2 separate regions of the Homo sapiens genome follow, and region 1 is linked to region 2. A link is an interaction called in ENCODE POLR2A ChIA-PET data of the cell type or tissue named here. Cell type or tissue: Panc1. All regions are shown on one strand. Links, peaks and the distances in the headings refer to the core of each region. The heading gives the core; the rest is flanking DNA. Region 1 holds the start of LINC01012 (long intergenic non-protein coding RNA 1012). Region 2 has its middle 5.9 kb from the start of TRI-TAT2-3.

Evidence for each region. ChIA-PET counts read pairs that join two places held together with the same protein. Peaks named below come from ENCODE experiments on the same cell type or tissue, not always from the same donor. Only the 100,000 strongest peaks of a DNase experiment are listed, where the experiment ranks them.
Region 1: POLR2A ChIA-PET joins it to region 2 with 15 read pairs; 7 of 35 experiments call an interaction of 5 or more read pairs at or near these places.

The regions. Positions count from the first base shown.
Region 1 is chr6:27,691,120-27,696,500 of GRCh38, reverse strand. It overlaps LINC01012 (long intergenic non-protein coding RNA 1012), which reads right to left and starts at 2,466. Exons shown (of 4, transcript NR_038294.1): 1 at 1,995-2,466. In Panc1, for the core only: no CTCF peak of the experiment used is centred there; a DNase peak (open chromatin) is centred at 2,550; H3K4me3 peaks cover 2,465 bases; H3K27ac peaks cover 1,537 bases.
Region 2 is chr6:27,622,841-27,628,221 of GRCh38, reverse strand. No RefSeq gene overlaps it. Among named protein-coding and RNA genes, the nearest start is that of TRI-TAT2-3, 5.9 kb to the left of the region's middle. RefSeq lists an enhancer at 3,216-3,265. In Panc1, for the core only: no CTCF peak of the experiment used is centred there; no DNase peak of the experiment used is centred there.

The sequences.
Region 1 (5,381 bases), core at 187-5,186, 68 kb before region 2:
TACCATCACCTGAGAAACTGTATTTTCCTCTAGAATAAACTCCACAAATATGGAGATGCTTGTCTTAAATGAATAAAGCCATGTCTATTCAAAACCAATTAGTCAAAATTAGTATCATATTCTTGGTTACTATTTTTTCATAAACTGTCAATTTGGTGTAACCTGGTTCTCATATCCCATTCCCCTTTTCTAGACATTCCTTTAATCAACATACTACTGAAGCTTTCCTTTTCTTTGTAATAATTTTAAAAACCCAGGTCTTTGTGATTGCAATGCTTGCTAGAGGCATCATGCAGGAAATGGCAGAAAACGGGTCCTCTTATATGCTGAACCAATAGTTCATGGAATGGTTGTGGGGGGGTCACAGATCTTGTAATCTGAAGTGCCCCATTGACTAAAAAGTAAAAAACACATGGCTGGGCGCGGTAGCTCACACCTGTAATCCCAGCACTTTGGAAGGCCGAGGTGGATGGATCACCTGAGGTCAAGAGTTCGAGACCAGTATGGCCAACATGGTGAAACCCCGTCTCTACTTAAAATACAAAAAATTAGCTGGGCGTGGTGGTACACACCTGTAATCCCAGTTACTCAGGAGGCTGAGGCAGGAGAATCGCTTGAACCTGGGAGGCAGAGGTTACGGTGAGCCAAGATCGCGCCATTGTACTCCAGATTGGGAGACAAGAGCGAGACTTCATCTCAAAAAAAAAAAAAAAAAAAAAAAGTATAAAACACAGGCTTTTATGTTATACAGACATGAATGAAAATCCTTGGTTCTGTCACTTACTAGTTGTGGGATGTTGGACTTATTACCAGGTTAAATCCTCTAAGCCTCAGCTTTACTGTGGTTAAATGGATATAAAAATATCCAATCTCTCTAACAGAGTTGTGAGGATTAAATAACAAAATTTGTAAACCTATTTAATAGTACTGGGCATACAACTCCTCAATAAATGTTATTACAATCACTGCGACAGAACAAAGATCACTGGAGGAATATTTCCAAATCGTTAGAGGTTTTAAGATCATCACAACTGTAATCCCAGCACTATGGGAAGCCGAGATGTGTGGATCACTTGAGGTCAGGAGTTCGAGACCAGCCTGGCCAACATGGGGAAACCTCGGCTCTACTAAGTAGCTGGGCGTTGTGGCACACACCTGAAATCCTAACTACTTGGGAGGCTGAGGCAGGAGAATCGCTTGAACCCGGGAAGCAGAGGATGCAGTGAGCCAAGTTGGCACCACTTCACTCCAGCCTGAGTGACAGAGCTAGACACCATCTCAAAAAAGGAGCACCACTGAACTTTGTAACATTAACTGACAGAAAAGACACTAGACACTAGAATTCTATGAGCCCCCAGCAGTGTCAGAAAATCCTCTTACATGTATTTTGTTTTTTGTTGAAGAAAAAAAACTTAAACAGAGAAATATTGCTAGATTTCTTAGATTAGATAAGGATAAAATGAGAACTATCTTATTCTACTCGTTCCTTGTATTATTCAAGATTCAGTACCCTGCTGGTAAGTTTCATTCAGCGAATCCAGCACACATGAATTAAATGCTAGTTAAGGTACAATGTCTCCAACAGGCACGATGTCAGAATAATGGTTTCTGTCCATCAGAACAAAGGATGAGATGCGCCTCTTGGATTTGACTGTAGCCCAATGGTCATCATCGCTGGCTGCACATTAACATTATCCAGGAAATTTTAAAGCTCTATAGGTGATTCTAAGGAAGAGGAGGACTGAGAGGCCGACTGTTAAGATGCACTGCTACTGTCCGATGAGCACACACTCATCCATAACGTTACACATTTCCTATTCACCTGATGCCCAGAATCATCAAACAGTGTATTCAACACAGTCACGCCATTTCTGTTTTCCAGGTGACTATCCTCCACAAGATACTGTTATCCAGAGCAGGTAAACTCCCTAGCATCTGTCGCTCAAGAACTTAAATCCCTCCCTGCACCCAACCCATCAACAGTGACTTATTACCATCCACAAGCCAGGCTGCTTCCCGATGCACCTTTTCTCCTGGGGAGTGCCCAGACGAGCGCCATCTGCTCCTGGGTCAGAGGAGTCCCTGCAGAGTCATCGACTTCCTCATTTCCAAAAGCCCCATAGGTTGCACTGGAGTCCCGAGGCGAAGCGCCGACACTTCATCTGCCCGTCACCTCCCGATTTTTGCAATGTGTTTCTTCTGAACAAGAATGTGTGCCCTGGAAGCCAACTCAAGTCCCAGACCTAGGTTTCTCGACATTTCCCCAAGTCCCACCTGCGTCAGGTTGTAGGCTCCGGGGCCAGTCCCTTTCGATCCGCATCAAAAAACCTGGCGATCCCCTTTGGGCACAAGAGCTCAGGGCGTTGGTCCCCGCGATCGCGGAAGCCCACTTCCAGAAAAACTCGACCACTAACAGTAAGCTTCAGGGGTAGCAAAAAGGGGCAGAAGGGTTTGCATCCCCTGGCGTCATTTCCGGGTCCGCTCTGGAAACCTCGGAGGTTTCCGTGTCTCTGTCGTTTATTCCAACTGTTAATGCTCCATGTGCCTTTGACTCTCCTCACCTTCCCTTCTAAACACACGGGGAAGAAAGGTTCAGGTTTCCCAGAGAAATTGTGGGGAAAAACCTTTAAAGTATATATACAAAGGTAGACAGAATAGTACAGTGCATCCAATGTACCTGACACACCTTCAAGAATTACTAACTCGGCCGGGCGCGGTGGCTCACGCCTGTAATCCCAACACTTTGGGAGGCCGAGACGGGCGGATCACAAGGTCAGGAGTTCGAAACCAACCTGGCCAACATAGTAAAACCTCGTCTGTACTAAAAATACAAAAAACTAGTTGGGCGTGGTGGCGGGCGCCTGTAATCCTAGCTACTCGGGAGACTGAGGCAGGAGAATCGCTTGAACCTTGGAGGCGGAGGTTGCAGCGAGCCGAGATGACACCACTGCACACCAGCCCGCGCGACAGTGCAAGACTCCTCTCAAAAAAAAAAAAAAAAAAAAAAAAAAAAGAAGAAGAAGGCCTGGCGCGGTGGCTCACGCCTGTAATCCCAGCACTTTGGGAGGCCGAGGTGGGCGGATCACCTGAGGTTGGGAGTTTGAGACCAGCCTGACCAAAATGGAGAAACCTTGTTTCTACTAAAAATAAAAAGAATTAGCCGGATGTGGTGGTGCATGCCTGCAATCCCAGCTACTAGGGAGGCTGAGGCAGGAGAATCGCTTAAACCCAGGAGGCGGAGGTTGTGATTAGCCGAGATAGCGCCATTGCACTCCAGCCTGGGCAACAACAGCGAAACTGCGCCTCAAAAAAAAAAAAAAAAGAAAGAAAACAAGATGAAAGAAAAGAAATACCAACTCGTGGCAATTTTATTAATCTATAAACCACTCCTCCCCTTATGTGGTTGGAAGCAAATCTTTTTAATTTTTTTTTTTTTTTGACGGAATCTTGCTCTGTCGCCCAGGCTAGAGTGCAGTGGCGCGACCTCGGCTCACTGCAACCTCCACCTCCCGTGTTCAAGCGATTCTCCTGCCTCAGCCTCCTCAGCCTCCCGAGTAGCTGGGATTACAGGCACCCACCACCGCACCTGGCTAATTTTTGTATTTTTAGTAGAGACGAGGTTTCACCACCTTGGCCAGGCTGGTCTCAAACTCCTGACCTCGTGATCCACCCGCCTCGGCCTCCCAAAGTGCTGGGATTACAGGCATGAGCCACCAAGGCCGGGCCACTCCACTTTTCCTTAAAGCAAAACCTGTCATTCTTCTGTTTCTTACCTCTTAGTTTCTTAGTCCTTTTTTTCCTATTAGCCCTATTTGTATTTATTTGTTATTAATGCACTATGACTAATAAAAACTTGCCTAGGGTCAGAAACTTTGAGCTTTAGCAGAAACAAAAACATACAAACAAAAACTCAGAAAGTTTTTTCAGATAAAGTTTTGTTTTTCAAGTACAATTAAGAGCATGATTCTGCTCAGGCGTGGTGGCTCGCGCCTGTAATCCCAGCACTCTGGGAGGCCGAGGCAGGCAGATCACTTGAGGTCACGACTTCGAGACCAGCCTGGCCAACATGGTGAAACCCCAACTCTACTAAAAATACAAAAACTAGCTGAGTGTGGTAGCGGGTGCCTGTAATCCTAGCTACTGGAGAGGCTGACGCAAGAGAATCTCTTGAACCAAGATAGCGGAGGTTGCGGTGAGCTGAGATCCCACCACTGCACTCCAGCCTGGACAACAGAGCAAGACTCCATCTCAAAAAACAAAAAACAAAAAACAAAAAAAAAAAAGAAAGAAAGAAAAGGGAAAAAAGCATGATTCTGAACAGTTTGGTCATTTTAGAAACTTTTGGGATAAATCTGAATACTCAGAGTTTTCTCTGGCCATAAAATAGAAGATAGGAAAAATGTAAATTTTTATTCATATGGAGAGAAAAGTCACAGTTGTCCCTGTATTATCTTTAAGAAAGCTCCTGTTCTTAATTCTCTAACTAACTGTAATAATATCTCGAAGGACTATCTGTAAAACAAAAGGAAACAACCACCTGTTAAATTCAGAATTCCAAAACATGTAGTTGTATCTCCTGTGTAATATAAACATCCATCTCATGGCCTTGCTTATTAATCATTCTTTAAAAATTATATATAAATTGGTTCTATGACCACTGTAAAAGTACCTGCATTTTGTTTGTTACATAGAAAAGTTTAAGGTTCAATGTAATCTTTAAGGGACCTAAATTGGCATAATAATATTTTCATAATTGGGAGGAGGGGTTATGACTTTCCTTCAATGCATGGGGAAAAACCACTTTGCTGCTTGTGGCAGCAGTATTAACTATAGTTGTAAGATTAGACAGCTTAAGGGTAATACCAACACCAGATGTGGTAGAACAGTGCCAATCACAGAGAAAGAGTCAGAGTACCTCTGTAGTTCCTGTCACGTGAGATGTATTTCTGTCCTAAGCCAATTGGATTATTCTTCCTTTTTCCCATTTTTATTTTTTATTTCGCAGCTGAATGATACATTCTAATGCAACATCCTTAACACTTACCAAGTTCTCAATTAAATCTATTCTGCATGATCCCCTCCTGTCTGGTAAATCTGGTAAATCTTCTCTGAGTCCTTTAGCTTCCTGCTCCCGTATGGATTAGTTGCATTCTAGGTTTCTTGAATAGCTGTCATCCTGTGTTTTTCATTTTTGAGCTCCTAGATCAGATTCATCATTTCCTGAGTTCCATGTCTTTCTCTGTCTTCCCCCCTATTTTCCCTGTAGTATATATATTCAGTTTGCGTCTTAAAATGTAGGTCAGCTTTTTGAGTCATGATAGGTTTATAAATGTCTTTATTCCAACTTCACATTTGATGTTACACATAGCTATAGAATTCTG
Region 2 (5,381 bases), core at 110-5,109:
TAGCCGGGTGTGGTGGCAGTCACCTGTGGTCCTAGCTACTCAGGAGACTAAGGTGGGAGGATCACATGAGCCTGGGAGGTCGAGGCTGTTGTGCGCTGTAATTGTGCCACTGCACTCCAGGCTTCCAGCCTGGGCCACAGAATAAGATCTTGTCAAAAAATATGTATATATATGTTTTAAGTAGGGGAACAAAAACATGAAGGTAAACATGCTGTTTTTGCAATAGTTATACAAATATAGAAAAATTACAAAGTCTTTACTTTTCAAGGAGATAGAGATCTGGTAGCAACTGATATGTCCTATTTAAACTCATCTCAAACAGCAACCATAGGTAATATACTCAAATTCCCTCTCAAAAATATTATGCTCTGTGCAACAATGGCAGGGAATTTTTTTAAAAAAAAATTATTTAAAAAAAGATGATTCTCAAGGGTCCAAGACTCAGTGCTCTAATCATTTTGTTCCAGAATCAGACATGGCGGTGCCTCCTTTGCCATTTGAGAAAAGTGATAAACCTTTTTACAACCTGAGAAAAATGGTGTTTACCTTTTGGTGTATTCCTCATCACAAATATTTAAGGATATATTAATAAAGTGAAAATGTTGAAATAGTATTTTAAACATTTCAGGGTGTACAAAGTTTTTTTTGTTTTTGTTTTTTGTTTTTCACACTCTGTCACCCAGGCTGGAGTACAATGGTGCAATCTCGGCTCACTGCAATTTCCGCCTCCCAGGTTCAAGCGATTCTCCTGCCTCAGCCTCTCGAATAGCTGGGATTACAGGCACTGGCCACTACGCCTGGCTAATTTTTCTATTTCTAGTAGAGACGAGGTTTCACCATGTTGGTCAGGCTGATGTCGAACTCCTGACTTCTGGTGATCCACCCACCTCAGCTTCCCAAAGTGCTGGGATTATAGGCATGAGCCACAGTGCCCAGCCCAAATTGGAGGATATTAGGGCTTGTTTTCAGTTTTTTGTCTAATGAATGCTTAAATGCATTCATTTATAGAATCAATGTATCACCTGAGAACCTTGAAATATATGTCAATTCTTCAGAACTTTTTTTTTTTTTTTTTTGAGACAGAGTCTCACTCTGTCACCCAGGGTGGAGTGCAGTGGCGCGATCCCGGCTCACTGCAACTTCCACCTCCCGGGTTCAAGCGATTCTCTTGCCTCAGCCTCCCAAGTAGCTGGGACTACAGGCGTGTGCCACCACACCCGGCTAATTTTTGTATTTTTAGTAGAGATGGGGTTTCACTGTGTTAGCCAGGCTGGTCTCGATCTCCTGACCTCGTGATCTGCCTGCCTCGGCCTCCCAAAGTGCTGGGATTACAGGCGTGAGCCACTGCACCCGGCCAATTCTCAGAATTTTTATTCTAGATTGTTGCCCTTAATAGTTCATTCTTTGGGTGATTCTTTCAAATTGTATGTATATGTTGGGGATTAGAAAAGGATACCCCAAAGTATGGTGCTTGGGCATGCTGAGTTCTTAGACTTAAAGGAAACTGGAAGGCTCTTAGAAGCGGCCTCAAAATTAGGGTCTCTCTGGCCTTCCCTTGTTTCTCCCCTCCAAGAGCAAGTGCAGGGAGGGGCTGTATCTGAAGTTCCCCATACATGACTGAAGGAAGTTCTTCCAAAATGAATGCAATTGTCTTGAACTTTTTTCCTAGGAATCTCATCAAACAACCAGAGAAAATTAATCACTGAGAGAAGAGGAGATTAAAAGTCACCATGGCCAGGCACGGTGGCTCACGCCTATAATCTCAGCACTTTGGGAGGCCGAGGCGGGTGGATCACCTGAGGTCAGGAGTTCGAGACCGGCCTGGCCAACATAGTGAAACGCTATCTCTACAAAAAGTATAAAAAAATAGTGGGGCATGGTGGCACATGCCTGTAATCCCAGCTACTTTGGAGGTTGAGGCAGCAGAATTGCTTGAAGCTAGGAGGCAGAGGTTACAGTGAGCTGAGATTGTGCCATTGCACTCCAGCCTGGGCAACAAGAGTGAAACTCTGTCTCAAAAAAATAAAAAATAAAAAATAAAAAAATTCTCCACTTTGGTGCTTGGAATGAAAATAAATCTCAGGACCCCAGAACCACTAAGACAAAGGGAAAAGTCAAGCTGGGAAATGCGTCAGGCAAACCTGCCTCCTATTTTAATCCCAAATAAGATAACTACAAAGATGAAAAAGCTACATACCTCCCTCACAGTTTTCCCACAAAAAAATTCCTTGTGGGCCTCAAGATCTTTACCCTAAAACAGTTCTGTTGAATTTTATCCTGGCAATGTAAATTGATAGCTTATCTTCACAGATGTGAGACAGAAAGTCATCCCTCTGCTCACCTGGGACAAATGCATATCTGATTGCTTCCTCTGCCCTATTGTTTATGTAAAAATGCAGTTTCCCTGAGTGAGACTAAGGCATAAATGACAATTTGCTGCCCCCAGGTAAATTGTGTATTCAGTGAATTGAGTCCTTGATCAAGGACTCAAAAGAATGCAACTGTTTGTCTCTTATCTACCTATGACCTGGAAACCCCCTCCGCTCAACTCCTTCAAGTTGTCCCTTTCCAGACCAAACCAATGTACATCTTACACATATTGATTAATGTCTCATGTCTACCTAAAATGTATAAAAGCAAGCTGTACCCTGACCACTTTGGGCACATGTCATCAGGACCTTCTGAGGCTGTGTCACAGGCATTTTCTGAACCTTGGCAAAATAAGCTTTCTAAGTTGATTGAGACCTGTCTCAGATATTTCAGGTTCACAGGTGGTATGTACACTGTGTAGGGCAGGGGGTGAGGGGGTAGGGGGAGGAGTGGAGGAATGCAGACCAGGAAAAAGTTGCACAGTATCTCTCTATACTAGAAACCCCTCTCCTGCTACACTAAAAAGGGGTACTTGTCACAAGATAGAGCTGTCAAACTTCACTATTTTGGCATCTCCTCTCTGTAGGATACAGTTAGGAGAGTCTCTGGGAGTGATTTTGGAGTCTACCCAGAATGAGTGATCTCCAAGAAATAATCAAGGCTTGGCAAGACACAAAGAAAAAAATAAAATAATGTGGAAATAGGGGTCAGTTGCCACAAAGATGCCCAGAAAGTCACACTAAAGCTCCCTCTCATCACTGTGGAGTAATTAGCGTCATATAGAAAGCCAAGTATTAGTCAGGATTCTCCGAGAAACCAGACGAATAGCAAATAGATAGACAGGTAGATAGATAGATAGATACTAGATATATGAGAGTAGATTTATTCTGAAAATTAGCTTGTGAGGTTACAAAGGTCAAGAAGTCCCATGATCTGCTGTCTGCAAGCTGGAGAGCCTGTAAAACCAGTGGTGTAATTCAGTCTGAGTCCAATGTCCTAGGACAAGAAGGGAGGCTCTAGTGTAATCCTACAGTCTGAAGATCCCAAAGCCAGGAGCTCCAATGACAGGAGAACATGCATGTCCCAACTCAAGAAGACAGAGCATTATCCCTTCCTTCACTTTTTGTTCTTTTCAGGCCTTTAATGGATTGAATGATGTCCAGGCACACTGGTGAGGGTGGATCTGCTTTACTCAGTCTGCTGATTGAAATGCTAATCTCTTTCAAAAACACTCTCACAGACATCCAGAAATGACATTTTATCAGCTTTTTTGGGTGTTCCTTACCCCAATCAAGTTAACACACATAATTTGCCATCACAGACCGTAAGAACACTAAATCCACTACACCTTTCTCTCTCCAGAAGGAAGGTGAGGCTGGTGATCGGAAAAGATAGGGTTAGTGGAAGGATATGGTCCTAAGGCTAATTATTTCTGACAACCTCATGTTAGAGTAGGCACTAGGCAGACATGAGCATGGCATGTCTGCCTAGCTGCCCCAATCCCCTGCCCCAAGAATGTCAGGTCACCAGCAGGTGATGATCAGGGAGTTGTTAAACTGTCTCTCTGGAATAATAATTGGTCAGCTGGGCGCTGTGGCTCACGCCTGTAATCCCAGCACTTTGGGAGGCCGAGGCAGACAGATCACCAGGTCAGGAGATCGAGACCATCCTGGCTAACACGGTGAAACCCCGTCTCTACTAAAAATACAAAAACTAAATTAGCAGGGTGTGGTGGCAGGTGCCTGTAGTCCCAGCTACTTGGGAGGCTGAGGCGAGAGAATGGCCTGAACCCGGGAGGCAGAGCTTGCAGTGAGCCGAGATCACGCCACTGCACTCCAGCCTGGGCGACAGAGCGAGACTCTGTCTCAAAAAAATAAATAAATAAACAAATAATAAATAAAATAAAATAATAATTAGTCATAGCCAGCACCAGGGAAAGGCAGTCTCCCAGTAGAGGCAGTCTCCCAATAGATAGAAAACATTTGGTGTTGGTGATCAGCAGCTTCCCAGTAAGGTCTCGGGAGCTGGGCGAGGGGGTCAAGCATGTGCACTAAGAGGCAAAATGATGGCGTTTAACCAGTGTCTGACCTTCCTCTAGGAACACTAGAAACACTAGACTGCTAAGAGAAAACACCTCAAATGAGCATGTGCACAACTTCAGTAAACACACAATGCATGTGGCCCCTCCCAAGGGCTGGCAGGCCACTGAGCATGCAGATAGCCCACCTTAAGGGAAAAATCAAAAGAGGAGAAACAGAAACCCCGGAACCATGCCAATGTATAAAACCCCAAGGCAAGGGCCAAAGAGCACACGGATCTCTCAAGTTGCATGCTTGGCCTTCTTCCAAGCTCTAAAACTTGCCTTGGTCTCTTACTCTACCTTATGCCCCTCGGACAAATTATTTCCTGCTTGGAGGCAATAACTGAGTTACTGCAGACCCGTATGGAATCACCACTCCAAACACTCAGACCAACAATTTCACCTAAGCTAGAAGAACAATTTAAAACTGGCAAGTTAGAGTTCTTCCGGTATGACAGTCACTTTGAAATGGCTAAACCAGCTCTACTAGAAGTACATAAGGCATTCACTAAAGATTATAAAGTAGTTCATAGAACACCTGAGTAAGCCAGAACACCAGGCTTGTAGACTATACAGCTAGAAACAACACCCAAAATCACACTACAGAACTGCTCACACTGTTGCCACTACAAGGCAATAGTTCATGGCTTTTACAGGAAAATGAACATATTGGCTACTACCACCACCAGAATGGATGCCTTGTACTGTCTGCTTCTTTATGTCCACAATTTCATTTCTTTTCTTTCTTCCTTCCTTTCTTTCCTTTCCTCCCTTCTTTCGTTTCCTTCCTTCTTTCTTTTCTTTTTTTTTTTTTTTAGATGGAGTCTCACTCTGTTGCCCCAGGCTGGAGGCGCAGTCTCAGCTCACTGCAACCTCCACCTCGCGGGTTCAAGAGAGATTCTCCTGTCTCAGCCTCCCGAGTAGCTGGGAC